Linked DNA regions of Homo sapiens: region 1 is linked to region 2. Evidence: read pairs that join two places in POLR2A ChIA-PET (ENCODE). Cell type or tissue: CD4-positive, alpha-beta T cell. All regions are shown on one strand. Each heading gives the region's core, and the rest is flanking DNA. Links, peaks and the distances in the headings are about the cores only.

Region 1 (16,454 bases), core at 5,668-9,667, 73 kb before region 2:
CACACACACACATATACACATATACATACACACATGAATGCACACACACATAATTGAAGATCCAGAGGGGAAAAGAGAGAAAATGGGCAGAAAAATATTTTAGAAAATATTAACTGAAAATATCTCATATTTGGTAAAAATTTTCAACCTACTTATTCAAGATTTCAGTAACTTAGGCAGAATAACCTGAGTCACCTAGTTTCACAAGAGTCAAACTATTGTAAGTGAAAGATAGAAAAAGGTAATATCTTAAAAGCCACTGGAAGAAAAAGACACATACATGGGCAAAGAACGATAAAAATGAAGGCTGATTTCTCATTAGAAGCAATGAAGTCAAGAGCAAGTAAACATTTTAAATGCATTCATGTTTGTGTTTGTAGGATACTATTGGTAGAATAATATATCCAGTGAAAATATACTTCAAAATGAAGGTAAGATAAAGACATTAAGATTGAAAAAGAAGGAATTGCTGTGAATACAGTCACACTTCAAGATAAGAATATTTTCCTTCCTTCCTTCCTTCTTTCCTTCCTTCCTTCTTTCTTCTTTCTTTATTTATCTTCTTTCTCTTCTTTCTTCTTTCTTTTTTTCACATTTATTCCCCTTTTGTTAACTGATTTAAAAGGTAACTTTATAAAACAATATGCATATAATTGTATTGTAGAATCTATAACAGAGAAATATAATGTTTACTAATAAAAGTACAGAGAAGGTGATGGCAATAAAGCTATATTGGAGTAAGAAAATGACAAGAGGGGGGAGGAGCTAAGATGGCCAAATAGGAACACTTCCAGTCTACAGCTCCCAGTGTGAGCGATGCAGAAAACGGGTGATTTCTGAATTTCCAACTGAGGTACCGGGTTTATCTCACTGAGGAATGCTGGACAGTGGATGCAGTGCACCATGTGTGAGCCAAAGCAGGGTGAGGCATTGCCTCACCAGGGAAGTGCAAGGGGTGAGGGAATTCCCCTTTCTAGTCAAAGAAAGTGGTGACAGACGGAACCTGGAAAATCGGGTCACTCCCAACCTAATACTGCACTTTTACAACAGGCTTAAAAAACGGCACACCAGGAGATTATATCCCATGCATGGCTCAGAGGATCCTATGCCCGGCTCAGAGGATCCTATGCCCACGGAGTCTCTCTCATTGCTAGACAGCAGTCTGAGATCAAACTGCAAGGCGGCAGCGAGGCTTGGGGAGGGGAGCCTGCCATTGCCAAGGCTTGAGTAGGTAAACAAAGCAGCTGGGAAGCTCGAACTGGGTGGAGCCCACCACAGCTCAGGGAGGCCTGCCTGCCTCTGTAGGCTCCACCTCTGGGGGCAGGGCAAAGAAAAACAAAAGGCGGCAGTAAAGTCTGCAGACTTAAATGTCAGTGTCTGACAGCTTTGAAGAGAGTAGTGGTTCTCCCAGCATGCAGCTTGAGATCTGAGAACGGACAGATTGCCTCCTCAAGTGGGTCCCTGACCATGAGTAGCCTAACTGGGAGGCACCCCCCAGTAGAGGTGGACTGATAACTCACATGGCCGGGTACTCCTCTGAGACAAAACTTCCAGAGGAACGATCAGGCAGCAGCATTTGCGGGTCACCAATATCTGCTGTTTTGCAGCCACCACTGCTGATACCCAGGAAAACAAGGTCTGGTGTGGACCTCCAGCAAACTCCAATAGACCTGCAGCTGAGGGTCCTGACTGTTAGAAGGAAAACTAACAAACAGAAAGGACATCCGCACCAAAAACCCATCTGTATGTCACCATCATCAAAGATAAAAGGTAGATAAAACCATAAAGATGGGGAAAAAGCAGAACAGAAAAACTGGAAACTCTAAAAATCAGAGCACCTCTCCTCCTCCAAAGAAACACAGCTCCTCACCAGCAATGGAACAAAGCTGGATGGAGAATGACTTTGATGAGTTGAGAGAAGGCTTCAGATGATAAAACTACTCCAAGCTAAAGGAGGAAGTTTGAACCCACGGGAAAGAAGCTAAAAACCTTGAAAAAAATTAGACACATGGCTAACTAGAATAACCAATGCAGAGAAGTCCTTAAAAGACCTGATGGAGCTGCAAACCAAGGCACCAGAACTACATGATGAATGCACAAGCCTCAGCAGCCGTTTCAATCAACTGAAAGAAAGGGTATCAGTGATGGAAGATGAAATGAATGAAATGAAGTGAGAACAGAAGTTTAGAGAAAAAAGCATAAAAAGAAATGAACAAAGCCTCCAAGAATTATGGGACTATGTGAAAAGACCAAATCTACGTCTGATTGGTGTACCTGAAAGTGATGGGGAGAATGGAACCAAGTTGGAAAACACTCCACAGGATATTATGCAGGAGAACTTCCCCAAACTAGCAAGGCAGGCCAATACTCAGATTCAGGAAATACAGAGAACGCCACAAAGATATTCCTCGAGAAGAGCAACTCCAAGACACATAATTGTCAGATTCATCAAAGTTGAAATGAAGGAAAAAATGTTAAGGACAGCCAGACAGAAAGGTCGGGTTACCCACAAAGGGAAGCCCATCAGACTAACAGCTGATCTTTCGGCAGAAACTCTACAAGCCAGAAGAGAGTGGGGGACAATATTCAACATTCTTAAAGAAAAGAATTTTCAACCCAGAATTCCATATCCAGCCAAAATAAGCTTCAAAAGTGAAGGAGAAATAAAATACAGACAAGCAAATGCTGAGAGATTTTGTCAACACCAGGCCTGCCCTAAAAGAACTCCTGAAGGAAGCACTAACATGGAAATGAACAACCAGTACCAACCACTGCAAAAACGTGCCAAACTGTAAAGACCATCAAGGCTAGGAAGAAACTGCATCAAGTAACAAGCAAAATAATCAGCTAACATCATAATGATAGGATCAAATTCACACGTAATAATATTAACCTTAAATGTAAATGGGCTAAATGCTCCAATTAAAAGTCACAGACTGGCAAATTGGATATAGAGTCAAGACCCATCAGTGTGCTGTATTCAGGAAACCCATCTCACGTGCAGAGACACACATAGGCTGCAAATAAAGGGATGGAGGAAGATCTACCAAGCAAATGCAAAACAAAAACAGGCAGGGTTTGCAATCCTAGTATCTGATAAAACAGGCTTTAAACCAACAAAGATCAAAAGAATCAAAGAAAGCCATTACATAATGGTAAAGGGATCAATTCAACAAGAAGAACTAATTATCCTAAATATATATGCACCCAATACAGGAGCACCCAGATTCATAAAGCAAGTCCTTAGTGACCTACAAAGAGACTTAGACTCCCACACATTAATAATGGGAGACTTCAACACCCCACTGTCAACATTAGACAGATCAACGAGACAGAAAGTTAACAAGGATATCCACAAATTGAACTCAGCTCTGCACCAAGAGAACCTAATAGACATCTACAGAAATCACCCCAAATCAACAGAATATACATTTTTTTCAGCACCACACCACACCTATTCCAAAATTGACCACATAATTGGAAGTAAAGCACTCCTCAGCAAATGTAAAAGAACAGAAATTATAACAAACTGTCTCTCAGACCACAGTGCAATCAAACTAGAACTCAGGATTAAGAAACTCACTCAAAACTGCTCAAATACATGGAAACTGAACAACCTGCTCCTGAATGACTACTGGGTACATAACGAAATCAAGGCAGAAATAAAGATATTCTTTGAAACCAATGAGAACAAAGACACAACATACCAGAATCTCTGGGACACATTCATAGCAGTGTGTAGGGGGAAATTTATAGCACTAAATGCCCACAAGAGAAAGCAGGAAAGATCTAAAAGTGACACCCTAACATCACAATTAAAAGATCTAGAGAAGCAAGAGCAAACACATTCAAAAGCTAGCAGAAGGCAAGAAATAACTAAGATCAGAGCAGAACTGAAGGAAATAAAGACACAAAAAACCTTCAAAAAATCAATGAATCCAGTGGCTGGTTTTTTGAAAAGATCAACAAAATTGATAGACCGCTAGCAAGACTGATAAAGAAGAAAAGAGACAAGAATCAAATAGATGCAATAAAAAAAGATAAAGGGGATATCACCACCGATCCCACAGAAATACAAACTACCATCAGAGAATACTATAAATACCTCTACGCAAATAAACTAGAAAATATAGAAGAAATAGACAACTTCCTCAACACATACACCCTCCCAAGACTAAACCAGGAAGAAGTTGAATCTCTCAATAGACCAATAACAGGCTCTGAAATTGAGGCAATAATTAATAACTAACCAACGAAAAAACGTCCAGGACCAGATGGATTCATAGCGGAATTCTACCAGAGGTACAAGGAGGAGCTGGTACCATTCCTTCTGAAACTATTCCAATCAATAGAAAAAGAGGGAATCCTCCCTAACTCGTTTTATGAGGCCAGCATCATCCTGATACCAAAGCCTGGCAGAGACACAACAAAAAAAAGAGAATTTTAGACCAATATCCTTGATGAACATTGATGCAAAAATCCTCAATAAAATACTGGCAAACTGAATCCAGCAGCACATCAAAAACCTTCTCCACCATGATCAAGTGGGTTTCATCACTGGGATGCAAGGCTGGTTCAACCTATGAAAATCAGTAAACGTAATCCAGCATATAAACAGAACCAAAGACAAAGCCACATGATTATCTCAATAGATAAAGAAAAGGCCTTTGACAAAATTCAACAACTCTTCATGCTAAAAGCTCTCAATAAATTAGGTATTGATAGGACGTATCTCAAAATAATAAGAGCTATCTATGACAAATCCACAGCCAATATCATACTGAATGGACAAAAACTGGAAGCATTCCCTCTGATAACTTGCTCAAGACAGGGATGCCCTCTCTCACCACTCCTATTCAACATAGTGTTGGAAGTTCTGGCCAGGGCAATCAGGCAGAAGAAGGAAATAAAGGACATTCAGTTAGGAAAAGAGGAAGTCAAATTGTCCCTGCTTGCAGATGACATGATTGTATATCTAGAAAACCCCATCGTCTCAGCCCAAAATCTCCTTAAGCTGATAAGCAACTTCAGGAAACTCTCAGGATATAAAATCAATTTGCAAAAATCACAAGTATTCTTACACACCAATAACAGACAAACAGAGGGTGAAATCATGAGTGAACTCCCATTCACAATTGCCTCAAAGAGAATAAAATACCTAGGAATCCAACATACAAGGGATGTGAAGGACCTCTTCAAGGAGAACAACAAACCACTGCTCAATGAAATAAAAGAGGATACAAACAAATGGAAGAACATTCCATGCTCATGGGTAGGAACAATCAATATAGTGAAAATGGCCATACTGCCCAAGGTAATTTATAGATTCAATGCCATCTCCACCAAGCTACCAATGACTTTCTTCACAGAATTGGAAAAAACTACTTTAAACTTCATATGGAACCAAAAAAGAGCCCGCATTGCCAAAACAATCCTAAGCTGAAAGAACAAAGCTGAGGGCATCATGCTACCTGACTTCAAACTATACTACAAGGCTACAGTAAACAAAACAGCATGGTACTGGAACCAAAATGGAGATATAGACCTATGGAAGAGAACAGAGCCTTCAGAAATAATGCTGCATATCCACAACTATCTGATCTTTGACAAACCTGACAAAAACAATCAATGGGGAAATGATTCCCTATTTAATAAATGGTGCTGGGAATACTGGCTAGCCATATGTAGAAAGCTGAAACTGGATCCCTTCCTTACACCTTATAAAAAATTAATTCAAGATGGATTAAAGACTTACATGTTAGACCTACAACTATAAAAACCCTAGAAGAAAACCTAGGCAATACCATTCAGGACATAGGCATGGGCAAGGACTTCATGTCTAAAACACAAAAGCAATGGCAATGACAGCCAAAATTGACAAATGGGATCTAATTAAACTAAAGGGCTTCTGCACAGCAAAAGAAACCACCATCAGAGTGAACAGGCAACCTATGGAATGGGAGAAAATTTTTGCAACCTACTCATCAGACAAAGGGCTAATATCCAGAATCTACAATGAACTCAAACAAATTTACAAGAAAAAAACAAACAACCCTGTCAAAAAGTGGGCAAAGGATATGAACACACACTTCTCAAAAGAAGGCATTTATGCAGCCAAAAAACACATGAAAAAATGCTCATCATCACTGGCCATCAGAGAAATGCAAATCAAAACCACAATGAGATACCATCTCACACCAGTTAGAAGGGCTATCATTAAAAAGTCAGGAAACAACAGGTGCTGGAGAGGATGTGGAGAAATATGAACACTTTTTTTTTCTTTTTTTTCTTTATTTATTATCACTATACTTTAAGTTTTAGGGTACATGTGCACAATGTGCAGGTTATTTACATATGTATACATGTGTCATGCTGGTGCGCTGCACCCACTAACTCGTCATCTAGCATTAGGTATATCTCCCAATACTATCCCTCCCCCCCTCCCCCTCCCCCCACCCCACAACACTCCCCAGAGTGTGATGGTCCCCTAACAGGAGCACTTTTACACTGTTCGTGGGACTGTAAACTAGTTCAACCATTGTGGAAGTCAGTGTGGTGATTCCTCAGGGATCTAGAACTAGAAATACCATTTGACCCAGCCATTCCATTACTGGGTATATACCTAAAGGATTATAAATCATGCTGCTATAAAGACACATGCACACGTATGTTTATTGTGGCACTATTCACAATAGCAAAGACTTGGAAACAACCAAAATGTCCAACAACGATAGACTGGATTAAGAAAATGTGGCACATATACACCATGGAATACTATGCAGCCATAAAAAATGATGAGTTCATGTCCTTTGTAGGGATGTGGATGAAGCTGGAAACCATCATTCTCAGCAAACTATCGCAAGGACAAAAAACCAAACACCACATGTTCTCACTTATCGGTGAGAATTGGACAATGAGAACACATGGACACAGTAAGGGGAACATCACACACCGGGGACTGTTGTACATTGGGGGAAGGGGGGAGGAATAGCATTAAGAGATATACCTAATTAAAAAGGTTATTCCTACCCCCTTCCACATTATATTGAAAGGTAGAAAAAGTCAATTTAATAAACATTTTAAAACCCCACATATTCAGAATATTGGATACGTTATAAATGATCAAATATGGGCATAAGGATATTTAGAGTACCCCATCAGTTTTAAAAAATACATTTATACTGATTTCTGGCATTCAATTTATGTTCTTTAAATATCTAAAAGACTCATTTCTAAATCTTCTAGCTCCTGGAGAAGGGCTATCTCTTTTTGAATTTTCCCCAGCTGCTTTTTTTTCCTAGCTGTTTGCCAGTTGCTGCTTGTTATTTCAGTTGTTTGATTGTTTTCAGTTTCTTAGGTTCTCATGTTTTCCCCGCTATCTTAAAATCTCTTCATGTTGGCTGAGAGAAGATATTTTGGGGTGTGTTACCTGTTTTGCAGCGACTGGCCTTATGCTTCCTTTGTTCTTAGGGGATGTTTTGGGAAATGGCTTATTATTTGCCCTTGTAGTTTCATATTCTCTGAGGCCCCTCCTCATGCAGCTTAAGAACAATGACTTGTTCATTTCTTCTAACTGGAGTTCTAAAAGTCATTGCAATATTGGCTCCTCACAGGGTACTTAGAACTGCTTGATAAGTTATTGATTTTATTGGAAATACTATGTCCAGAATTTTTTGCTAAGGATTTCTGCATTTGATGGCATGATATTCTTGTGCAGGATAGAGCTAGTATAATTGAAAATCTCACACACATTATTAACACATAACCTGGGGGCACATGTAGTAGTTGTTGCAAGACAGGTTCAGTAGGCAAGTATCAGTCATGTATTACACCATATTAATAGAATGAAGGACAAAAATTGCATGATCATCTCACTGGATGCAGAAAAAACATTGTACAGCTCTTTATCTGGGCACTAAGCAAAGTATGTAAAATTTGAAGCCATAGGTTTGGAAATAAGTTTGTGGTTTTTAACACCCCACAATTTGTCCCCTTGATTTCCAAACCCCTACAGTAGTAATATGTATGAATACAGTGGTAATATGTATGAAGGCTATAGCAGACTGTATTACAAGAGCCAGTTCCAAAGTCAAGTTTACAATCACACAGCTAGTAGAGAATTGCTGCTTTGACAAGAGTTTTCCTAGAAGGCCCAACTCATTATAAACAGGATCACTCTTCAGTATTTACATTATAGCATTTTATTTGTTTGCCATATAGAAACATGTTTGTTATTGACAGTAGGAAACTATGGTTTTGTTGACATCTGCACTACCTATTACCAACTCACCAGTAGCTTTTAGATTGTATTTTAGTTCTCACTGCTAATGTTACTTTGCCTCAAACCAGGAAACAGGCACCATCTTGGAAGCAAGGAGTAAGCCTTTACCAGGCACAGAATCTGCTGATGCCTTGAGCTTGGATTTCCTAGCCTACAGAATTATGAGAAATAGATTTATATTATTTATAAATTAACCAGTCTATGGTATTTTGTTATAGCACTACAAACACACACATATCACACACACACATATACACATATACATACACACATGAATACACACACACATAATTGAAGATCCAGAGGGGAAAAGAGAGAAAATGGGCAGAAAAATATTTTAGAAAATATTAACTGAAAATATCTCATATTTGGTAAAAATTTTCAACCTACTTATTCAAGATTTCAGTAACTCAGGCAGAATAACCTGAGTCACCTAGGTTGACAAGAGTCAAACTATTGTAAATGAAAGATAGAAAAAGGTAATATCTTAAAAGCCACTGGAAGAGAAAGACACATACATGGGTGCAGAACGATAAAAATGAAGGCTGACTTCTCATTAGAAGCAATGAAGTCAAGAGCAAGTAAACATTTTAAATGCATTCATGTTTGTGTTTGTAGGATACTATTTGTAGAATAATATGTCCAGTGAAAATATATTTCAAAATGAAGGTAAGATAAAGACATTAAGATTGAAAAAGAAGGAATTGCTGTGAATACAGTCACACTTAAAGATAAGAAAATTTTCCTTCCTTCCTTCCTTCCTTCCTTCATTCCTTCTTTCTTTCTTTCTCTTCTTTCTTGTTTTTTTTTTTCACATTTATTCCCCTTTTATTAACTGATTTAAAAGGCAACTTTACAAAACAATATGTATATAATTATACTGTAGAATCTATAACAGAGAAATATAATGTTTACTAATAAAAGCACCTAGAAAATGGTGGGAATAAAGCTATATTGGAGTAAGAAAATGACAAGAGGGGGGAGGAGCCAAGATGGCCGAATAGGAACAGCTCCAGTCTACAGCTCCCACTGTGAGTGACACAGAAGATGGGTGATTTCTGCATTTCCAACTGAGGCACCAGGTTCATCTCACTAGGGAGTGCCAGACTGTCGGTGCAGGACAGTGGGTGCACTGCACCCTGTGTGAGCTGAAGCAGGGTGAGGCATCGCCTCACCTGGGAAGTGCAAGGGGTCAGGGAATTCCCTTTCCTAGTCAAAGAAAGGGGTGACAGACGGCACCTGGAAAATCGGGTCACTCCCACCCTAATACTGCACTTTTCCAACGAGCTTAACAAATGGCAAACCAGGAGATTATATCCCGTGCATGGCTCAGAGGGTCCTATGCTCATGGAGTCTCGTTCATTACTAGCACAGCAGTCTGACATCAAACTGCAAGGCGGCAGTGAGGCTGGGGGAGGGGCTCCAGACATTGCCAAGGCTTGAGTAGGTAAACAAGGCAGCTGGGAAGCTCAAACTGTGTGGAGCCCACCACAGCTCCAGGAGTCCTGCCTGCCTCTGTAGGCTCCACCTCTGGGGGCAGGGCACAGACAAACAAAGGGCAGCAGTAACCTCTGCAGACCTAAATGTCCCTGTCTGACAGCTTTGAAGAGAGTAGTGTTTCTCCCAGCATGCAGCTTGAGATCTAAGAATGGGCAGACAGCCTCCTCAAGTGGGTCCCTGACCACCGAGTAGGCCAACTGGGAGGCACCCCCCAGTAGGGGTGAACTGATGCCTCACACGGCCGGGTACTCCTCTGAAACAAAACTTCCAGAGGAATGATCAGGAAGCAGCATTTGGGGTTCACCAATATCTGCTGTTTTGCAGCCACCACTGCTGATACCCAGGCAAACAGGGTCTGGAGTGGACCTCCAGCAAACTCCAATAGACCTGCAGCTGAGGGTCCTGACTGTTAGAAGGAAAACTAACAAACAGAAAGGACATCCACACCAAAAACCCATCTGTACGTCACCATCATCAAAGACAAAAGGTAGATAAAACCATAAAGATGGGGAAAAAACAGAGCAGAAAAACTGGAAACTCTAAAAATCAGAGCACCTCTTCTCCTCCATAGGAACGTAGCTCCTCACCAGCAACAGAACAAAGCTGGATGGAGAATGACTTTGACAAGTTGAGAGAAGAGGACTTCAGATGATCAAACTACACCGAGCTAAAGGAGGAAGTTCCAACACATGGCAAAAAAGTTAAAAACCTTGAAAAAAAATTAGGTGAATGGCTAACTAGAATAACCAATGCAGAGAAGTCCTTAAAGGACCTGTTGGAGCTGAAAACCAAGGCATGAGAACTACGTGATGAATGCACAAGCCTCAGTAGCTGATTCAATCAATTGGAAGAAAGGGTATCGGTGATGGAAGATGAAATGAATGAAATGAAGTGAGAAGGGAAGTTTAGAGAAAAAAGCATTAAAAAAAATGAACAAAGCCCCCAAGAAGTATGGGACTATGTGAAAAGACCAAATCTACGTCTGATTGGTATACCTGAAAGTGACGGGGAGAATGGAACCAAGTTGGAAAACACTCTGCAGGATAATATCCAGGAGAACTTCCCCAATCCAGCAAGGCAGGCCAACATTCAAATTCAGGAAATACAGAGAATGCCACAAAGACACTCCTCGAGAAGAGCAACTCCAAGACACATAATTGTCAGATTCATCAAAGTTGAAATGAAGGAAAAAATGTTAAGGACAGCCAGACAGAAAGGTCGGGATACCCACAAAGGGAAGCTCATCAGACTAACAGCTGATCTCTCGGCAGAAACTCTACAAGCCAGAAGAGAGTGGGGGACAATATTCAACACTCTTAAAGAAAAGAATTTTCAACCCAGAATTCCATATCCAGCCAAAATAAGCTTCATAAGTGAAGGAGAAATAAAATACTTTACAGACAAGCAAATGCTGAGAGATTTTGTCACCACCAGGCCTGCCCTAAAAGAACTCCTGAAGGGAGCACGAAACATGGAAAGGAACAACCAGTACCAGCCACTGCAAAAACATGCCAAATTGTAAAGACCATCAAGGCTAGGAAAAAACTGCATCAACTAACGTGCAAAATAACCAGCTAACATCACAATGACAGGATCAAATTCACACATAACAATATTAACCTTAAATGTAAATGGGCTAAATGCTCCAATTGAAAGTCACAGACTGGCAAATTGGATATAGAGTCAAGACCCATCAGTGTGCTGTATTCAGGAAACCCATCTCACATGCAGAGACACACATAGGCTCCAAATAAAGGGATGGAGGAAGATCTACCAAGCAAATGGAAAACAAAAAAAGGCAGGATTGGCAATCCTAGTCTCTGATAAAACAGACTTTAAACCAACACAGATCAAAAGTGACAAAGAAGATCATTACATAAGGGTAAAGGGATCAATTCAACAAGAAGAGCTAATTATCCTAAATATATATGCACCCAATACAGGAGCACCCAGAATCATAAAGCAAGTCCTTAGTGACCTACAAAGAGACTTAGACTCCCACACAATAATAATTGGAGACTTCAACACCCCACTGTCAACACTAGACAGATCAATGAGACAGAAAGTTAACAAGGATATCCAGGAATTGAACTCAGTTCTGCACCAAGTGGACCTAATAGACATCTACAGAACTCTCCATCCCAAATCAACAGAATATACATTCTTTTCAGCACCACACCACACCTATTCCAAAATTGACCACATAGTTGGAAGTAAAGCCCTCCTCAGCAAATGTAAAAGAACAGAAATTATAACAAACTGTCTCTCAGACCACAGTACAATCAAACTAGAACTCAGGATTAAGAATCTCACTCAAAACTGCTCAAATACATGGAAACTGAACAACCTGCTCCTGAATGACTACTGGGTAAATAACGAAATGAGGGCAGAAATAAAGTTGTTCTTTGAAACCAATGAGAACAAAGACACAATATACCAGAATCTCTGGGACACATTCAAAGCACTGTGTAGAGGGAAATTTATAGCACTAAATGCCCACAAGAGAAAGCAGGAAAGATCTAAAATTGACACCTTAACACCACAATTAAAAGAACTAGAGAAGCAAGAGCAAACACATTCAAAAGCTAGCAGAAGGCAAGAAATAACTAAGATCAGGGCAGAAATGAAGGAAATAGAGACACAAAAAACCTTTCAGCAAAATCAAGGAATCCAGGAGCTGGTTTTTTGAAAAGATCAAGAAAATTGATAGACCGCTAGCAAGACTAATAAAGAAGAAAAGAGAGAAGAATCAAATAGATGCAATAAAAAATGATAAAGGGGATATCACCACCGATCCCACAGAAATACAAACTACCATCAGAGAATACTATAAACACCTCTACGCAAATAAACTAGAAAATCTAGAAGAAATGGATAAATTCCTCGACACATACACCCTCCCAAGACTAAACCAGGAAGAAGTTGAATCTCTCAATAGACCAATAACAGGCTCTGAAATTGAGGCAATAATTAATAATTTACCAACCAAAAAAAGTCCAGGACCGGATGGATTCACAGCGGAATTCTACCAGAGGTAAAAGAAGGAGCTGGTACCATTCCTTCTGAAACTATTCCAATCAATAGAAAAAGAGGGAATCCTCCCTAACTCATTTTATGAGGCCAGCATCATCCTGATACCAAAGCCTGGCAGAGACACAACAAAAAAAGGGAATTTTAGGCCAATATCCTTGATGAACATTGATGCAAAAATCCTCAATAAAATACTGGCAAACCGAATCCAGCAGCACATCAAAAAGCTTATCCACCATGATCAATTGGGCTTCATCCCTGGGATGCAAGGCTGGTTCAGCATATGAAAATCTATAAACATAATCCAGCATATAAACAGAACCAAAGACAAAAACCACATGATTATCTCAATAGATGCAGAAAAGGCCTTTGACAAAATTCAACAATGCTTCATCCTAAAAACTCTCAATAAATTAGGTATTGATAGGATGTATCTCAAAATAATAAGAGCTATCTATGACAAACCCACAGCCAACATCATACTGAGTGGGCAAACTGGAAGCATTCCCTTTGAAAACTGGCACAAGACAGGGATGCCCTCTCTCACCACTCCTATTCAACATAATGTTGGAAGTTCTGGCCAGGGCAATCAGGCAGGAGAAGAAAATAAAGGGTATTCAATTAGGAAAAGAGGAAGTCAAATTGTCCCTGTTTGCAGATGACATGATTGTATATCTAGAAAACCCCATCGTCTCAGCCCAAAATCTCCTTAAGCTGATAGGCAACTTCAGCAAAGTCTCAGGATACAAAATCAAAATCAGCTACTAAATGGGTGAGAAGCATTTAGTGAGTGCTTAACGCACTCCAGGACGTTGGAATCCAATGATGAACAAGGAAGTGTTCTTCATCAGCCACAACTGTAGGAGACAGACAGCAAGTAGTTAAAATACAAGATCTAAACTACTTTGTCCTGGGTATACCTGGCACCAATTAGGTATCTTTTTTGAGAAGGAAATGTTTCCACAAAGAGGTCAGATAGATTATTTAAAATGGTAAACTGAGGCACAATCAGATATATAGTGTTTATTTGAGTAACAAGCAATTCATGAATTGGGAAACACAAAACCAAAAGAGGGTTAGTGTTTCAATGACAAAGAATCAGAGGCAAAGATTTGTAGGATGAATGTGGATGCAAAATAAATACAGTATTTGATTGTTTGCAGCTATAATATCATCTTTTTTGGTTTATGTTGTTGGAAATCCCTAAACTCATGAACATATATTAGTCAGCTGCTTATGATTGGCTGAGACTAAGTTTCATTTCTGTTCAACATAAGCATTTACCAGAAATGACCCAAGTTAAAATTTTGCTTCTGTTTGCAGTTTAAGCAATGTTAAGGCTATTTTTAATTTTCCATTGGTTTTGTTTGCTCAGCAATGTTTAGGCCCGGTCTCCATTTTAATTGTGCTTTAAGAATTTTCCCTTTTTAGTTATTTCTTCAGCAAGCTGACAGTGTGACCAAATGGCATAGCATTACTCTCAGTTACCAATGTTGATGTAGTCCTTGGAAAGAAAAGTCAGGAAGATGTTGTTGTCATCATTAATCGTTATGCTGGGGTTCAGAGTTACAAAGCTACTGTGAACAATTACTTGGTCCATATTCGTTTCCTTGAGTTGGCTGATCCTAAGGGCAATCTTTTGACATGTGAGTGGCCACTGGAAAGAATAAAAACCCTTGATAGAATGTAATGCACCAGGAGGTAAACACAATAACTATAAGGAGAATAATAGCCAAGAATTGAAAAATTCCTCTGAGCAAAGATTCCCAGGAGTCAAATTTAATCCACTAAAGAAATCAATGCCCATTCAGTATGATATTGGCTGTGGGTTTGTCATAGATAGCTCTTATTATTTTGAGATATGTCCCATCAATACTTAATTTATTGAGAGTTTTTAGCAAGAAGGGTTTTTGAATTTTATCAAAGGCCTTTTCTGCATCTATTGAGGTAATCATGTGGTTTAGGTCGTTGGTTCTGTTTATATGCTGGATTACATTTTATGATTTGTGTATGTTGAACCAGCCTTGCATCCCAGGGATGAAGCCCACTTGATCATGGTGGATAAGCTTTTTGATGTGCTGCTGGATTCGGTTTGCCAGTATTTTATTGAGGATTTTTGCATCGATGTTCATCAGGGATATTGGATAATCCTGCTGCTATAAAGACATCATGCTGCTATAAAGACACATGCACACATATGTTTATTGTGGCACTATTCACAATAGCAAAGACTTTGGAACCAACTCAAATGTCCAACAATGATAGACTGATTAAGAAAATGTGGCACATATACTCCATGGAATACTATGCAGCCATAAAAAATGATGAGTTCATGCCCTTTGTAGGGACATGGATGAAACTGGAAACCATCATTCTCAGCAAACTATCACAAGGACAAAAAACCAAACACCGCATGTTCTCACTCATAGATGGGAATTGAACAATGAGAACACATGGACACAGGAAGGGGAACATCACACACTGGGGCCTGTTGTGGGGTGGGGGGAGAGGGGAGGGATAGCATTAGGAGATATACCTAATGCTAAATGACGAGTTAATGGGTGCAGCACACCAACGTGACACATGTATACATATGTAACAAACCTGCACGTTGTGCACATGTACCCTAAAACTTAAAGTATAATAAAAAACATTAATGGAGAAGGTGGGACTTGTCTGATGAAAGATTTATATTTGTTTCTTAAGATCCTTTAAATTGGAGGCAATAATTTCTAATTTGTTAACATAGAAACATCTTTATCACTATAAGCAGAATCTTCTTTCACAGTTTTTTATTTGTACAAATTTATAGGGAACATGTGAATTTTTGTTACATGTACATAATGCACAGTGAAGGGTATTTAGGGTGTCCATCACACAAATACAGTATATTTTTGTTTAACTATAGTCACCCTACTCTGCCATCAAACACTGAACTTATTACTTCTATCTAATTTTATGTTTGTCCCCTTTAACACAATTCTCTTCATCCACCCTCTACTTTCTCAGTCTCTGCTATCTTTTCACTCTTTTCTACTTCCATGTGATCGAATCTTTCAACTCCCACATATGATATTTCAACTCCCACATATGATATTTTAACTCCCACATGTGATATTGTTCTTCTTGTGCTTGGCTTATTTCACTTAAGATAAAGACCTCCAGGGAGATCTGACAAGATGGCCGAATAGGAACAGCTCTGGTCTGCAGCTCCCAGCAAGACCAATGCAGAAGACCAGTGATTTCTGCATTTCCAACTGAGGTATCCTATTCATCTAGGAAGTGGGAGCAGCTCATGTGTTGGGGTGATTGGACCCAACACCAGGTCATGGGGGTGACGAAGTCTGGCAGAGTCAAAGGAATGAGAAAAGACGTTTGAGAGAGAAAGTGGGCCCAGGGGTCCAACGTGAGTATGGAGGCTGCGAAGGTCCCAAGCTCTGGAAGCCCAGACTATTTATTGGTGATCAAACAAAGAAACAGGTGGTGAGAATGTGGGGTTGAAAGGGAGTATTGCATTAAGCACATGATTTACAGCTGTGATGGTTTAGCATATGCTCTGCTACTTGAGATAATGGAGAGAAGGTTCTTCTAACTCAAGATACAATCGATCCTGGGAGAGCAAGAAGCAAGGAGCCAGCATCTA
Region 2 (16,454 bases), core at 6,707-10,706:
ACCTCTGAGAGAGGAATGACAGCTCCAGACCAATGGGGTGCATGTTTTACTGAGGGGACTTTCAGCCCTTTCAGATCACACAGGATAAGACAGTTATCTACCCTCTCTGAGAACAGAGCTTGCTGCTATAGCAGCCCTGGGTCTTGTGGTTTCCTTTCACACACTGAAGTTATTTTTCACACTTCACAAAACACCTAGAAACCAAATGCCTCTCAACACTCAGGGAGATGAAACTCAGGAAGGACAGCAAGTGAAAATGAAAAGATATTATGGGAGAGTTTTTGGAGAGGAAATGGGGTAGGGGCTGACAGGGTTATGAGCAAAGGAAACAGAATGGGCTGGTGACCCAGTGGGTTCACCTCAAAGTTTACAGCCAGGGTTCCTCTATGCTCTCTTTGACTCACTTGTTCTGTTTCCATGCACTGAGAGGGTGCAGTTCGTGGGAGGCAGAGCAAGTGGAGGAGGACCACAATTAAAGCGACCAAAATTCAGATTATGTAAAGCCTGATGAGGGAGAAGGTTTTGAATTCATAATTCACACAGCCCACAATTACACATATCTGACTGTGACATACCTAGATTCAAGCCTGGAGTGTTTTTCCATTTTCCATAATAAAACATTCAGGATCCAAACTTAATTATGAGTTTCTGTAAAAAATCATCTGCTAAAATCTCCAGCCTCATTTCTACACAATGTGACTTCCCACCTTGAGGATCTAGCCATCCTTGGCTTTCTTTGATTAACTGAGAGTTCCATGTCTTCACTTACCTTGGAATATGCTTTATCTTCTTCCTGGAAATACTTCTAATCTCTTTCCCTAACTTCTACTCACTATTCAATTTCAGCTTAAACAATGTTGATTTTTCTAAGAAGTCTTTTCCAACTACTCCTACTATTAGTTTAGCAGATCCTCTATACACTCTTAAAACATCCTAGTGTTCTCCTTAATAACATTCATTATCCTACTGTTTTTGTTAACTGTCATGTTTGCCTGAGAAAGGAGGTAGTGATAGGGAAAAGGTGGTGATGGTAAAAATAGAAGAGGGAGGTTTTATAGGATGGCACAGAAGAAAATAAAATATTTGATTGGTTACAGTTATACAGTTACCTTATTTGGTCTACCCTGTTGTAAAGTCCATAGTTTTGTTTGCTGGCTACTTCTAATTAGTTGAGCTTAAGTTCTGCTTTTATTTAATATTAAACATTTACAAGAAATAGCTCAAATTAAGACTTGCTTATCTTTGCAAATCAAGCAAGGTTGAGGTCATTTGTAAGGCCTAACTGCTTTTGTCTGCTCAGGTATTCTCCGGGTCTGGTCTCCATTTTAATTTACTTTAACAAAAAGAGACGAGACCCTCAAACCAGGTCCAGCTAGAACTAGCACAATTGAAGACAGAATTGCTCTGTCTTAGAAATGGATAAGATTACTTAGGAATATCAAGGCAAAAATCCTGAATTAGCTATTAACAAATAGAATCAAGCAACACCTTGTGTGATTAAGATTTGTCTAAGTATGCAAAGAAGTCAATATTAGGAAATACTAGGAAATATTTTTATACAATTTAATGTATTACAAAGCTATGGAGCAACATAATCTGATCACCTCCTTAGCTGTTGAAAAGTAATTTGGTAAAATTAAATGTCTAATAATTGGTTCTTTTTCCCCATAAGAAAATTTTCCATCTCAACCTCAAAGTCTGCATCTAGTTTAATGGTAAACATTGAGATATTGCCACAAAAGTTAAGAACAAGCTAAGGAAGCCTACTATCATTGTGATTACTTATTTAACATTCTCTTAGATACTAGCCACAATAAATTAACAGTGAAAGAAATTAGAAGTTGTTTTATAAAAAATTCAAAAAAAGAAGATAAATTATCATTTTTGGCCCCATAAAGAACTTTTACAAATCAATATCAAAATTATTCCCATCAGAATTGAAACATGGGCAATAAATATGTAAGAGATATCAATAAAAAATATAGTTCTTTCTTTAATAAATAGACATATGACAAATGACTCAATCATATTCCCATTGAGTAATGTATATGAAAATCACACTAACATCATCTTTCACCTATCAGTTTGGCAAAGATAAAATTATGAGAAATCAATATGGGAAACTAATAAAATGCTGGTGAAACTAATTTGACTAAAATTTTTATTGTAAGCAATTCAGTAATATCTTTCAAAATTACAAATGCATGTACCAATTGTATAGCAATTCTCCTTGTAGGAACCCACTCAGGTGATTTGATTATCTGTTGCTGCATAAGAAACTACTCCAAAACTCAGTGGCTTAAAACAACGTGTTTTTGTGTGTCAAGAATTTGGGCAGAGCACACTGGGTACAACTTGACTTCACTCCTTGCAGACTGGGCCTCAGTTGGAGTGGCTCAAATGGCTCTAGATGGGGTGGGGGACAGATCAATGAGGGCCACATGTGGGAGCCTCTCGTTGTCAACTGTGTCCCTAGCTTCTTCTCCACGTTGCACCTGCTGAGCCTAGAATATCCCAAATCGCTTCTACCCTCCTTCACCAAGGTAACAGACTCTTTTCCTGGTGGTTTTACTTTCCCAGGTTTATCATAGAATTGTAAAGTCAACAGAACTTAAAGGTACTATTGGTCAGCTTTATTCCCTGTTTGACTCATAATAGCCAGGAAAACAGATTGTGTGTGAGAAGCAGGTTCTCAGATGCTCAGAGATCTTTATAAAGCCCTGACTCACCCACAACTCTTTGCCTTCATGGCCTGCTGAGTCTTTTACAATGCCACCCCATTACATCTCACAGTAGAGGAATCCCTTGCTCCGAATGTCATACATCCCAAAAAAAGTTACATAGCAAAATTCCACAATAGGGGTTCTATATTTCATCATTTAAAGGGGAAAAGCTGCAGTACATTTCTAGCCCATCCAAAAACCCCAACAATTTCCTCCAGATATCACTAAAACACTTTTAAACAATCAAAGCAATATAATAAAAATCACCAATGATTTCTGCAAAATGTAAGGCCATTAAATGCCAATCAGCTAATTGTTTAGCTGATTATTTGCCAGTGATTTAACACTACACTCATATCTGTCTGCAGTAAGCAATGATATAAATGCAAACATTCTTTTCTACTACACTTCTACAAGCATTCAGAAAAATTGATTAAATACAAAAATAGGTTCATATAGATAACAAAATCAAATTTCACTCACAAATTTAAAAAAGGATTATTTACTAATTAGAATTGCCTAAATGAGGTTTAGAGGAGAGGAGAGGGAGACCGGAGTCCTCACGGTGGCTGTTCAGCGGGGTGAGTGTGTGGGATGAGCTGATAAAGGAGGAGGTGGAATTGTTCACTCCTGGGGTTTGTCCATATCCAGTTCCAAGGGACTGGGAACTGTCTTTATGGCATTTGACCCTCCAGAAGGAGATGACTGTGGCCTGTTGTCTGAAATCATAGTCAAAGCAATGTGATGGGAAAAACTCAAAATGGCCATGTCTTTGTGTTTCCTCTGCTTGAAAGCATACGGACCCCTGGGTAATAATGTAACACTGTGCTTGAGATTGCATCATATAGTGGAATGCTTCTGTTGATGACTTTTGTATGATTTTAAAGTTTCTTTTATTATTATTATTATACTTTAAATTCTGGGATACATGTGCACAACGTGCAGGTTTGTCACATAGGTATACACGTGCCATGCTGATTTGCTGCACCCATCAACCCGTCATCTACATTAGGTACTTCTCCTAATGCTATCCCTCCCCTAGCCCCCCACCCCGCAACAGGCCCCAGTGTGTGATGTTCCCCTCCCTGTGGCCATGTGTTCTCTTTGTTCAACTCCCACTTATGAGTGAGAACATGCGGGGTTTGGTTTTCTATTCCTGTGTCAGTTTGCTGAGAATGATTATTTCCAGCTTCATCAACATCCCTGTAAAGAGCATGAACTCATCCTTTTTATGGCTGTATAGTATTCCGTGGTGTATATGTGCTGCATTTTCTTTATCCAGTCTATTATTGATGGGCATTTGTGTTGGTTCCAAGTCTTTGCTATTGTGAACAATGCTGCAATAAACATGTGTGTGCATGTGTCTTTATAGTAGAAAGATTTATAATCCTTTGGGTATATACCCAGTAATGGGATTGCTGGGTCAAATGATATTTCTGGTTCTAGATCCTTGAGGAATCGCTACACTGTCTTCCACAATGATTGAACTAATTTACACTTGCACCAACAGTGTAAAAGCGTTCCTATTTCTCCACATCCTCTCCAGCATCTGTTGTTTCCTGACTTTTTAATGATCATCATTCTAACTGGCGTGAGATGGCATCTCATTGTGGCTTTGATTTGCATTTCTCTAATGACCAGTGATGATGAGCTTTTTTTCATGTTTGTTGGCTGCATAAATGTCTTATTTTGAGAAGTGTTTGTTCATATCCTTTGCCCACTTTTTGATGGGGTTGTTTTTTTCTTGTAAATTTGTTTAAGTTCTTTGTAGATTCTGGGTATTAGCCCTTTCTCAGATGGATAGATTGCAAAAATTTTTAAATTCAAAAATGTACTCAATTAATCTTTAAGATTATTCTGCAAGATTGACTCCTTCTTGCAACTCTGAGCATTGGTTTGAACTGAATTCTCTGGCAGTAAGTCCTTTGCTATGTAAGGCTCATAGCTCTTCACATTCTTCACTGTACATGTCACCAATTCAGACCTCTTCAAAAAGATCCAAAAAAAAAAAAGATCCAAGAAGGGTTTTTCTGTTGGTGATGTTGGTGTTGGTGTTGTTATTGTGTTGCTTTGCAGTCATCACTTCATGAAACTTTGGAAATCAGCAATAAATTGTCCCTTTCTCATAGAAGAACTTTCACTTAATAATGTGGAGAAAATGATTCCAACAATTAAAAACCAATTTAGACAACGTGGGAACAAGACAGGATCTTGTCAGGAAACAACTGAGATATGACTGCAGTTTACTTCACTTTCACCCTACAGACTCAAGGGCAATATCCATGTTTTACTGGTGTACACAACCAGATTTGCTTCAGTGGAGTTTCAATTCAAATAATGAATTTTGGGTGAAATCAATTGAAAGTTATTTATGGCAAATATTTAAATTTGGGGAGTTTAAATAGTGAGGGAGAGCTTGAAGTTAAACATCTCCTGAATTCTTAATTATTCCAAAATATAATGATGAATTGAAAACTGCCTAGTAAGTCAGGAAGCTAAACAAGCCTAAAAGAAGTCACTGCAATTTTTTTTTTTTTACGAAATTTTCCTGGACTAAATTCTTTTTCTTTTCGTTTTTTATTATTATTATTGTACTCTAAGTTTTACAGTACATGTGCACAACGTGCAGGTTTGTTACATAAGTATACATATGCCATGTTGGTGTGCTGCACCCATTAACTCATCATTTAGCATTAAGTATATCACATAATGCCATCCCTCCCCCCTTCCCCCACCCCACATCAGTCTCCGGTGTGTGATGTTCCCCTTCCTGTGTCCATGTGTTCTCATTCTTCAATTCCCACCTCTAAGTGAGAACATGCGGTGTTTGGTTTTTTGTCCTTGCAATAGTTTGCTGAGAATGATGGTTTCCAGCTTCATCCATGTCCCTACAAAGGACATGAACTCATCATTTTTTATGGCTGCATAGTATTCCATGGTGTATATGTGCCACATTTTCTTAAAGGACCAGTCTATCATTGCTGGACATTTGGGTTCGTTCCAAGTTTTGCTATTGTGAATAGTGCTGCAATAAACATACGTGTGCATGTGTCTTTATAGCAGCATGATTTATAATACTTTGGGTATATACCCAGTAATGGGATGGCTGGGTCAAATGGCATTTCTAGTTCTAGATACCTGAGGAGTCGCCACATTGACTTCCACAATGGTTGAACTAGTTTACAGTCCCACCAACAGTGTAAAAGGGTTCCTATTTCTCCACATCCTCTCCAGCACCTGTTGTTTCCTGACTTTTTAATGATCGCCATTGTAACTGGTGTGAGATGGTATCTCATTGTGGTTTTGATTTGCATTTCTCTGATGGCCAGTGATGATGAGCATTTTTTCATGTGTTTTTTGGCTGCATAAATGCCTTCTTTTGAGAAGTGTCTGTTCATATCCTTCGCCCACTTTTTGACGGGGTTGTTTGTTTTTTTCTTGTAAATTTGTTTGAGTTCATTGTGGATTCTGGATATTAGCCCTTTGTCAGATGAGTAGGTTGCAAAAATTTTCTCCCATTCTGTAGGTTGCCTGTTCACTCTGATGGTAGTTTCTTTTGCTGTGCAGAAGCTCTTTAGTTTAATTAGATCCCATTTGTCAATTTTGGCTTTTGTTGCCATTGCTTTTGGTGTTTTAGACATGAAGTCCTTGCCCATGCCTATTTCCTGAATGGTATTGCCTATGTTTTCTTTTAGGATTTTTATGGTTTTAGGTCTAGCATGTAAGTCTTTAATCCATCTTGAATTAATTTTTTATAAGGTGTAAGGAAGGGATCCAGTTTCAGCTTTCTACATATGGCTAGCCAGTTTTCCCAGTGCCATTTATTAAATAGGGAATCCTTTCCCCATTGCCTGTTGGCCACCATAGCTTCAAGTCAACACTGCAAGGTCTACTGGGTATTGGAGCATGCATTAAACACCTTTGGTCTTTCTTCTATTTGTGTTTTCACTGGGTAATGAGGTTCTCACGGGCACCACCTTTGGCTCCACTGGATGTTCATCCCTTCCTTCCTGGGTTTCCTATTTTGCAAATGGTGCCATAATCTGTCCAGTTGTCCATGCCAGAAGCCTTGACTCTTTCTTCCAATAAATAATAAAAGAGTTGTGTATTATAAAGGCTTCATATCTCTCTGGAGCATCCACTTTTTTTTTTCCTTATCTCTACTTGAGTTATGGTCACCATCATTTCTGGACTGGATTGTTGCAACTTCTTCTTTGGATTGAACCTGTTTCAAGGCTTGCTTCTCTCAAATTACCTTTCACACTGCAACCATAATGCTATATATTTATAAGACAAATATAATTGTGAGATGATGTCAGTGGGAATAGCAGAATAATGCCCTCCAAAAATCTCCACAAAAATAGAGAACACTGTCAAAAAATAGTCAGAATCAACTCTTTGTTTTTTGTTTTTGTTTTTATTTTTGTTTTTCAGAACTCTGTGTATCAACCCAACGCTTGAAGTAATATAGAGAGTGTTCATTCAAGAAAAATAGTAAGAATAGTGAGTTCTGTCATGTTTCAACCTGCCCCTTTCTCATTACCCCCACTCTGCAGTAACCTTGAAAACCAAAAAACTAAAATCACTATGAAAACTAGCAGCCTGGAAGCCACTGAAGGCAGCTGAATGGAGTTAGAGCCCCTTAAAAGTCCCATTTCTAAAACAATGTCATTATTTGACCTGTCTAGTGGTGCCCTGGGAGATCCCACTTACAACTCAGGAATGGAAAACCAAATAGTGTATTTTCTCATTTCTTAGTGGGAGCTAAGCTATGCGGATGCAAAGGCATGAGACCGATATAATGGACAGAGGAACTGGGAGGGGGGAAGATTGGGAGGGGGATGAAGGATAAAAGATGATACATTGGGTCCTGTGTACTCTGCTTGGGTGATGGGTGCACTAAAATCTCAGAGAACACCACTACATAACTAATCCATGTAACCAAAAACCACCTGTACCCCAAAAACTATTGAAATAAAAATAAAAATTTAAAAAGGAACAAGGTAATGAAAAAGAATAAATATAGTACTAGTTTAAAAGAAAGAAAAATCCTGAAATCTTCCCCACTGTTTCTAAGAGTCCTCTTTTTCCTCAGCCTTTTCTTTACCTCCTCAGTCCTACAGAATTATGCACTGTTTCTTTGTTGGTGCAAGACTCCAAAAGCCTAAAATGTGGTGTTTTTACTGTTACTTAAAAAAAAAAAAAAACACCCTGGTATTCACACACACAATTATTCCTATTTGACTTTTCCTTTACTGTTGTTTCAGTTTCAGGAACTTTTACTGAAGATTCTGCAGAGAACATGCAGAGTCAGCATGCAGCCTTCCTTCCTGATTTTGATCACTCTTCCTTTTGCTCCTTCCTCTTTTAAAAAAATGTAAGATGCTTTTATTGGTGTCTTTGAGAGTCTGTTCTTTAGTGGATAATAATATCTCTGTTTTAGTCTGTCAAGCTTTGGTTAAAAAAACTCATTCCTACCCCCTTCCACATTATATTGAAAGGTGGAAAAAGTCCATTTAATAAACATTTAAAAACCCCATATATTCAGAACATTGGATGCATTATAAATGATCATCAAGTGTGGGCGTAAGAATGTTTAGAGTACCCCATCAGGTTTAAAGAGAAGATATATTTACACTGATTTCTGGCATGCAATTTATGTTCTTTAAATATCTAAAAGACTCATTTCTAAATCTTCTAGCTCCTGGAGAAGGGCTGTCTCTTTTTGAATTTTCTACAGCTGCTTTTTTTCCCAGCTGTTTGCCAGTTGCTGCTTGTTATTTCAGTTGTTTGATTGTTTTCAGTTTCTTAGGTTCTCATGTTTTCCCCGCTATCTTAAAATCTCTTCATGTTGGCTGAGAGAACAAATTTTGGGGTGTGTTTCCTGTTTTGCAGTGACTGGCTTCATGCTTCCTTTGTTCTTAGGGGATGTTTTGGGAAATGGCTTGTTATTTGCCCTTGTAGTTTCATATTCTCTGCGGCCCCTCCTCATGCAGCTTAAGATCAACGACTTGTTCATTTCTTCTAACTGGAGTTCTAAAAGTCATTGCAATATTGGCTCCTCACAGGGTACTTAGAACTGCTTGATAAGTTATTGATCTTATTGGAAATACTATGTCCAGAATTTTTCACTAAGGATTTCTGCATTTGATGGCGTGATATTCTTGTGCAAGATAGAGCTAGTATAATGGAAAATCTCGCACCCATTATTAACACATAACCTGGGGGCACATGTAGTAGTTGTTGCAAGACAGGTTCAGTATGCAAGTATCAGTCATGTATTACACCATATTAATAGAATGAAGGACAAAAATTGCATGATCATCTCACTGGATGCAGAAAAAACATTGTACAGCTCTTTATCTGGGCACCAAGCAAAGTATGTAAAATTTGAAGCCATAGGTTTGGAAATAAGTTTGTGGTTTTTAACACCCCACAATTTGTCCCCTTGATTTCCAAACCCCTGCAGTAGTAATATGTATGAATACAGTGGTAATATGTATGAAGGCTATAGTAGACTGTATTACAAGAGCCAGTTCCAAAGTCAAGTTTACAATCACACAGCAAGTAGAGAATTGCTGCTTTGACAAGAGTTTTCCTAGAGGGCCCAACTCATTATAAATGGGATCACTCTTCAGTATTTACATTATAGCATTTTATTTGTTGCAATATAGAAACATGTTTGTTATTGACAGTAGAAAACTATGGTTTTGTCAACATCTGCACTACCTATTACCAACTCACCAGTAGCTTTTAGATTGTATTTTAGTTCTCACTACTAATGTTACTTTGCCTCAAACCAGGAAACAGGCACCATCTTGGAAGCAAGGAGTAAGCCTTTACCAGGCACAGAATCTATTGTAAGATACTATTTGTAGAATAATATATTCAGTGAAAATATATTTCAAAATGAGACATTAAGGTTGAAACAGACATTAAGGTTGAAAAAGAAGGAGTTGCTGTGAATACAATCACACTTCAAGATAAGAAAATTTTCCTTCCTTCCTTCCTTCTTTCTTTCTTTCTCTTCTTTTTCTTCTTTCTTTTTTTCACATTTATTCCCCTTTTATTAACTGATTTGAAAGGCAACTTTAAAAAACAATGTGTATATTATTGTATTGTAGAATCTATAACATAGAAAAATATAATGTTTACTAGTAAAAGCACAGAGAAGGTGATGGGAATAAAGCTATATTGGAGTAAGAAAATGACAAGATGGGGGAGGAGCCAGTGGCCGAATAGGAACAGCTCCAGTCTACAGCTCCTAGCATGAGCGACGCAGAAGACGGGTGATTTCTGCATTTCTAACTGAGGTACTGGGTTCATCTCACTGGGGAGTGCAGGACAGTGGGTGCAGCACACTGTGCGTGAGCCAAAGCAGGGCAAGGCATTGCCTCACCTGGGAAGTGCAAGGGGTCAGGGAATTCCCTTTCCTAGTCAAAGAAAGGGGTGACAGACAGCACCTGGAAAATCGGGTCACTCCCACCCTAATACTGAGCTTTTCCAATGGGCTTAACAAACAGCACACGAGGAGATTATATCCCACGCCTGGCTCGGAGGGTCCCACGCCCACGGAGTCTCGCTCATTTCTAGCACAGCAGTCTGAGATCAAACTGCAAGGCAGCAGCGAGGCTGGGGGAGGGGCGCCCGCCATTGCTGAGGCTTGAGAAGGTAAACAAAGCAGCCAGAAAGCTCAAACTCGGTGGAGCCCACCACAGCTCTAGGAGGCCTGCCTGCCTCTGTAGGCTCCACCTCTGGGAGCAGGGCACAGACAAACAAAAGGCAGCAGTAACCTCTGCAGACTTAAATGTCCCTGTCTGACAGCTTTGAAGAGAGTAGTAGTTCTCCCAGCACGCAGCTTGAGATCTGAGAATGGGCAGACTGCCTCCTCAAGTGGGTCCCTGACCCCCGAGTAGCCTAACTGGGAGGCATACCCCAGGAGGGGCAGACTGACATCTTACACGGCCGGGTACTCCTCTGCAACAAAACATCCAGAGGAACGATCAGGAAGCAGCAATTGCGGTTCACCAATATCCACTGTTCTGCAGCCACCGCTGCTGATACCCAGGCAAAGAGGGTCTGGAGTGGACCTCCAGCAAACTCCAACAGACCTGCAGCTGAGGGTCCTGACTGTTAGAAGGAAAACTAACAAACAGAAAGGATATCCACACCAAAAACCCATCTGTACGTCACCATCATCAAAGACCAAAGGTAGATAAAACCACAAAGATGGGGAAAAAAACAGAGCAGAAAAACTGGAAACTCTAAAAATCAGAGAGCCTCTCCTCCTTCAAAGGAATGCAGCTCCTCACCAGCGACGGAACAAAGCTGGATGGAGAATGACTTCGACGAGTTGAGAGAAGAAGGCTTCAGATGATCAAACTACTCCGAGCTAAAGGAGGAAGTTCGAACCCATGGCAAAGAAGTTAAAAACCTTGAAAAAAAATTAGATGAATGGCTAACTAGAATAACCAATGCAGAGAAATCCTTAAAAGACCTGATGGAGCTGAAAGCCAAGGCACAAGAACTACATGATGAATGCACAAGCCTCAGTGGCCTATTCGATAAACTGGAAGAAAGGGTATCAGTGGTGGAAGATGAAATGAATGCAATTAAGTGAGAAGAGAAGTTTAGAGAAAAAAGAATAAAAAGAAATGAACAAAGCCTCCAAGAAATATGGGACTATGTGAAAAGACTACATCTACATCTGAATGGTGTACCTGAAAGTGACGGGGAGAATGGAGCCAAGTTGGAAAACACTCTGCAGGATATTATCCAGGAGAGCTTCCCAATCTAGCAAGGCAGGCCAACATTCAAATTCAGGAAATACAGAGAATGCCACAAAGATACCCCTCAAAAAGAGCAACTCCAAGACACATAATTGTCAGGTTCACCAAAGTTGAAATGAAGGAAAAAATGTTAAGGGCAGCCAGAGAGAAAGATCCGGTTACCCACAAAGGGAGGCCCATCAGACTAACAGTTGATCTCTCGGCAGAAACTCTACAAGCCAGAAGAGAGTAGGGGCCAATATTCAACATTCTTTTTTTTTTTTTTTTATTCACCGTGAAATTATTTATTTATTTATTTATTTATTTTTTATTAAAGAAAAGAATTTTCAACCCAGAAGTTCATATCCAGCCAAAATAAGCTTCATAAGTGAAGGAGAAATAAAATACTTTACAGACAAGCAAATGCTGAGATTTTGTCACCACCAGGCCTGCCCTAAAAGAACTCCTGAAGGAAGCCTGAAACATGGAAAGGAACAACCAGTACCAACCACTGCAAAAACATGCCAAATTGTAAAGACCATCAAGGCTAGGAAGAAACTGCATCAACTAACGAGCAAAATAACCAGCTAACATCATAATGACAGGATCAAATTCACACATAACAATATTAACCTTAAATGTAAATGGGCTAAATGCTCCAATTAAAAGACACAGACTGGCAATTTGGATATAGAGTCAAGACTCATCAGTGTGCTGTATTCAGGAAACCCATCTCACGTGCAGAGACACACATAGGCTCCAAATAAAGGGATGGAGGAAGATCTACCAAGCAAATGGAAAACAAAAAAAGGCAGGGGTTGCAATCCTAGTATCTGATAAAACAGACTTTAAGCCAACAAAGATCAAAAGAGACAAAGAAGGCTATTACATAATGGTAAAGGGATCAATTCAACAAGAAGAGCTAACTATCCTAAATATATATGCACCCAATACAGGAGCACCCAGATTCATAAAGCAAGTCCTCAGTGACCTACAAAGAGACTTAGACTCCCACACAATAATAATGGGAAACTTTAACACCCCACTGTCAACATTAGACAGAACAATGAAACAGAAAGTTAACAAGGATATCCAGGAATTGAACTCAGCTCTGCGCCAAGTGGACCTAATAGACATATACAGAACTTTCCACCCCAAATCAACAGAATATACATTTTTTTCAGCACCACACCACACCTATCCCAAAATTGACCACAGAGTTGGAAGTAAAGCCCTCCTCAGCAAATGTAAAAGAACAGAAATTATAACAAACTGTCTCTCAGACCACAGTGCAATCAAACTAGAACTCAGGATTAAGAAACTCACTCAAAACTGCTCAAATACATGGAAACTGAACAACCTGCTCCTGAATGACTACTGGGTACATAACAAAATGAAGGCAGAAATAAAGATGTTCTTTGAAACCAATGAGAACAAAGACACAACATACCAGAATCTCTGGGACACATTCAAAGCACTGTGTAGAGGGAAATTTATAGCACTAAATGCCCACAAGAGAAAGGAGGAAAGATCTAAAATTGACACCCTAACATCACAATTAAAAGAACTAGAGAAGCAAGAGCAAACACATTCAAAAGCTAGCAGAAGACAAGAAATAACTAAGATCATAGCAGAACTGAAGGAAATAGAGACACAAAAAACCCTTCAAAAAAATCAATGAATCCAGGAGCTGGTTTTTTGAAAAGATCAAGAAAATGATAGACCACTAGCAAGACTAATAAAGAAGAAAAAAGAGAAGAATCAAATAGATGCAATAAAAAATGATAAAGGGGATATCACCACCGATCTCACAGAAACACAAACTACCATCAGAGAATACTACAAACACCTCTACGCAAATAAACTAGAAAATCTAGAAGAAATGGATAAATTCCTCGACACATACACTCTCCCAAGACTAAACCAGGAAGAAGTTGAATCTCTGAATAGACCAATAACAGGCTCTGAAATTGAGGCAATAATTAATAGCTTACCAACCAAAAAAAAGTCCAGGACCAGATGGATTCACAGCCGAATTCTACCAGAGGTACAAGGAGGAGCTGGTACCATTCCTTCTGAAACTATTTCAATCAATAGAAAAAGAAGGAATCCTCCCTAACTCATTTTTTGAGGCCAGCATCATCCTGATGCCAAAGCCTGGCAGAGACACAACAAAAAAAGGGAATTTTAGACCAATATCCTTGAACATTGATGCAAAAATCCTCAATAAAATACTGGCAAACCGAATCCAGCAGCACATCAAAAAGCTTATCCACCATGATCAAGTGGGCTTCATCCCCGGGGTGCAAGGCTGGTTCAACATATGAAAATCAATAAACATAATCCAGCATATAAACAGAACCAAAGACAAAAACCACATGATTATCTCAATAGATGCAGAAAAGGCCTTTGACAAAATTCAACAGCCCTTCATACTAAAAACTCTCAATAATTTATGTATTGATGGGACGTATCTCAAAATAATAAGAGCTACCTATGACAAACCCACAGCCAATATCATACTGAATGGGCAAAAACTGGAAGCATTCCCTTTGAAAACTGGCACAAGAGAGGAATGCCCTCTCTCACCACTCCTATTCAACATGGTGTTAGAAGTTCTGGTCAGGGCAATCAGGCAGGAGAAGGAAATAAAGGGTATTCAATTAGGAAAAGAGGAAGTCAAATTGTCCCTGTTTGCAGATGACATGATTGTATACTTAGAAAACCCCGTCTTCTCAGCCCAAAATCTCCTTAAGCTGATAGGCAACTTCAGCACTCTCAGCATACAAAATCAATGAGCAAAAATCACAAGCATTGTTATACACCAATAACAGACAAACAGAGAGCAAAATCATGAGTGAACTCCCATTCACAATTGCTTCAAAGAGAATAAAATACCTAGGAATCCAACTTACAAGGGATGTGAAGGACCTCTTCAAGGAGAACTACAAACCACTGCTCAATGAAATAAAAGAGGATACAAACAAATGGAAGAACAATCCATGTTCATGGGTAGGAAGAATCAATATCATGAAAATGTCCATACTGCCCAAGGTAATTTATAGATTCAATGCCATCCCCACCATGACTTTCTTCACAGAATTGGAAAAAACTACTTTAAAGTTCATATGGAACCAAAAAAGAGCCTGCATCGCCAAGTCAATCCTAAGCCAAAAGAACAAAGCTGGAGGCACCACGCTACCTGACTTCAAACTATACTACAAGGCTGCAGTAACCAAAACAGCATGGTACTGGTACCAAAACAGAGATATAGACCAATGGAACAGAACAGAGCCCTCAGAAATAATTCCACGTATATACAACTATCTGATCTTTGACAAACCTGACAAAAACAAGCAATGGGGAAAGTCACCGCAATTTTTAAATTCACAGTAACAAGCCTCCCCTCCCCATGTTTTGGAATTTTGGGATGTTAAATCCACTTGTTCCTTTTGTTTTGCAATTTCTCATCATATCTTTACCTGTGCACCCCCTCCTTTTACATACACAATGTTTTGTATCATCTTATTGAGAATGATATACTCTATAATTGCACTGTTCAAAACGGTAACCACTAGCCACATGTGGCCGTTTAATTATATGATTTAAAATTAAAATGTAAAATTCAGTTTCTCCATCACATTGGCCACCTTGCTAGTGCTCAACAGCCACATGTGCTAGTGGCTGCCATATTGGACAGGGCAGACAGTAAACATGTCCATCACAGAATTCTCTATTGAACAGTACTGCTTTATAAATAAACACTTTACAAGAAACCACAGAACAATTGTCAAATACATCTCAATATGACTGCAGGAAATCTGTGGTCTATTCTTTCGGCTTGACCCATTTTCCAAAATTGCCTTGAACCATGGGAATAAAATGAATTTTAAAATGTCATAGTACTCTAAAACATGCACCTCTACTCAGCCCCTGCCCTCTCCTTCCTCACCTCCTCCCAACATCTATCTTACTCCTCCTTTAAGGCTGTAGTCACATCACTTACTAGAACCATGGGACATAGGGGAAATGTTCCATGTATGCTCATGTTCAGAAGGGACAGGAGTGAGAAGGCTTGAACAAGAAATTTCATGAGGGAGATATTTAAAACTGTGCTTGGAAGTCTCTACAGATGATCTAAAAGATGAAGCAGGAGAAGCAATATTTGCATCTCCAAACCTAGAGGAACAGTGCAAAAACAGAAGGACCTATCTCCAGTTGCTGGGAGTGAGACCAGTTGTTAGCTCTCAGCTGTTGAGCCGTCAGACCTGTCCAGAAATTAGCTTATGCTGAAGAGAGATGCCCTATGTAAGTCAAGTGTCTTTTCCAGAGGAAGTTTGCATCCGATGGGGATTATAAAGTTCTGCTCACTCTCCTTCATTCTGAAAGTCCAACCAAACTTTAGAACTCCCTGTAGAGTCTATATTTGTTGTGACTACATCTCAGTCTCACTTCTCCCTGCCTAATCCTGGGTTCTTCCCTTCTCCCTCTAGCACATTTCCTGAGAAGATTCCCTAATAAACTTCCTTCATCCATTTTATCTTCATCTCAACAGTCTGTATTCCTAGGAACCCAAACCTTTGCACATGTACATGTACATATCACTTATGTTAGGAAACGCAGTGATGTAATTTGCAATATTAGTAGGTCAAAAGGAAAAAGACATGGAATTATATCAGTCAACGTCAAAATAAAATTTTCTAAATTTATACCACAGATAAAAGACTTTAATGAAATAGGACTAAGCAAAGTATAGCCACACTGATTTTAAAATAAACTAATTAATTTCCAATAACCAACATCAATATTAATGATAAGATATTAGGTGCCCTACAGGTAAATAAATAATAAAAGCACATTAACTCACTTTTGAAAAGGTAGCAAGCAATTGTAATTATACAAGAGAAAGCAACATAAGATATTTTTGGAAACAAGGAGGGAAAATTATCACTATTTGCAACTG

Evidence for each region. ChIA-PET counts read pairs that join two places held together with the same protein. Peaks named below come from ENCODE experiments on the same cell type or tissue, not always from the same donor. Only the 100,000 strongest peaks of a DNase experiment are listed, where the experiment ranks them.
Region 1: POLR2A ChIA-PET joins it to region 2 with 7 read pairs; 6 of 35 experiments call an interaction of 5 or more read pairs at or near these places.

What each region holds. Positions count from the first base shown.
Region 1 is chr7:150,596,340-150,612,793 of GRCh38, forward strand. It overlaps the pseudogene EIF2AP2. Among named protein-coding and RNA genes, the nearest start is that of GIMAP6, 28 kb to the right of the region's middle. In CD4-positive, alpha-beta T cell, for the core only: no CTCF peak of the experiment used is centred there; a DNase peak (open chromatin) is centred at 7,462; H3K27ac peaks cover 345 bases.
Region 2 is chr7:150,668,433-150,684,886 of GRCh38, forward strand. The region is part of intron 2 of LOC124901774 (a long non-coding RNA gene); the gene reads right to left. It also overlaps the pseudogene EIF2AP3. Among named protein-coding and RNA genes, the nearest start is that of GIMAP2, 9.0 kb to the right of the region's middle. In CD4-positive, alpha-beta T cell, for the core only: no CTCF peak of the experiment used is centred there; a DNase peak (open chromatin) is centred at 8,629; H3K4me3 peaks cover 1,048 bases; H3K27ac peaks cover 3,085 bases.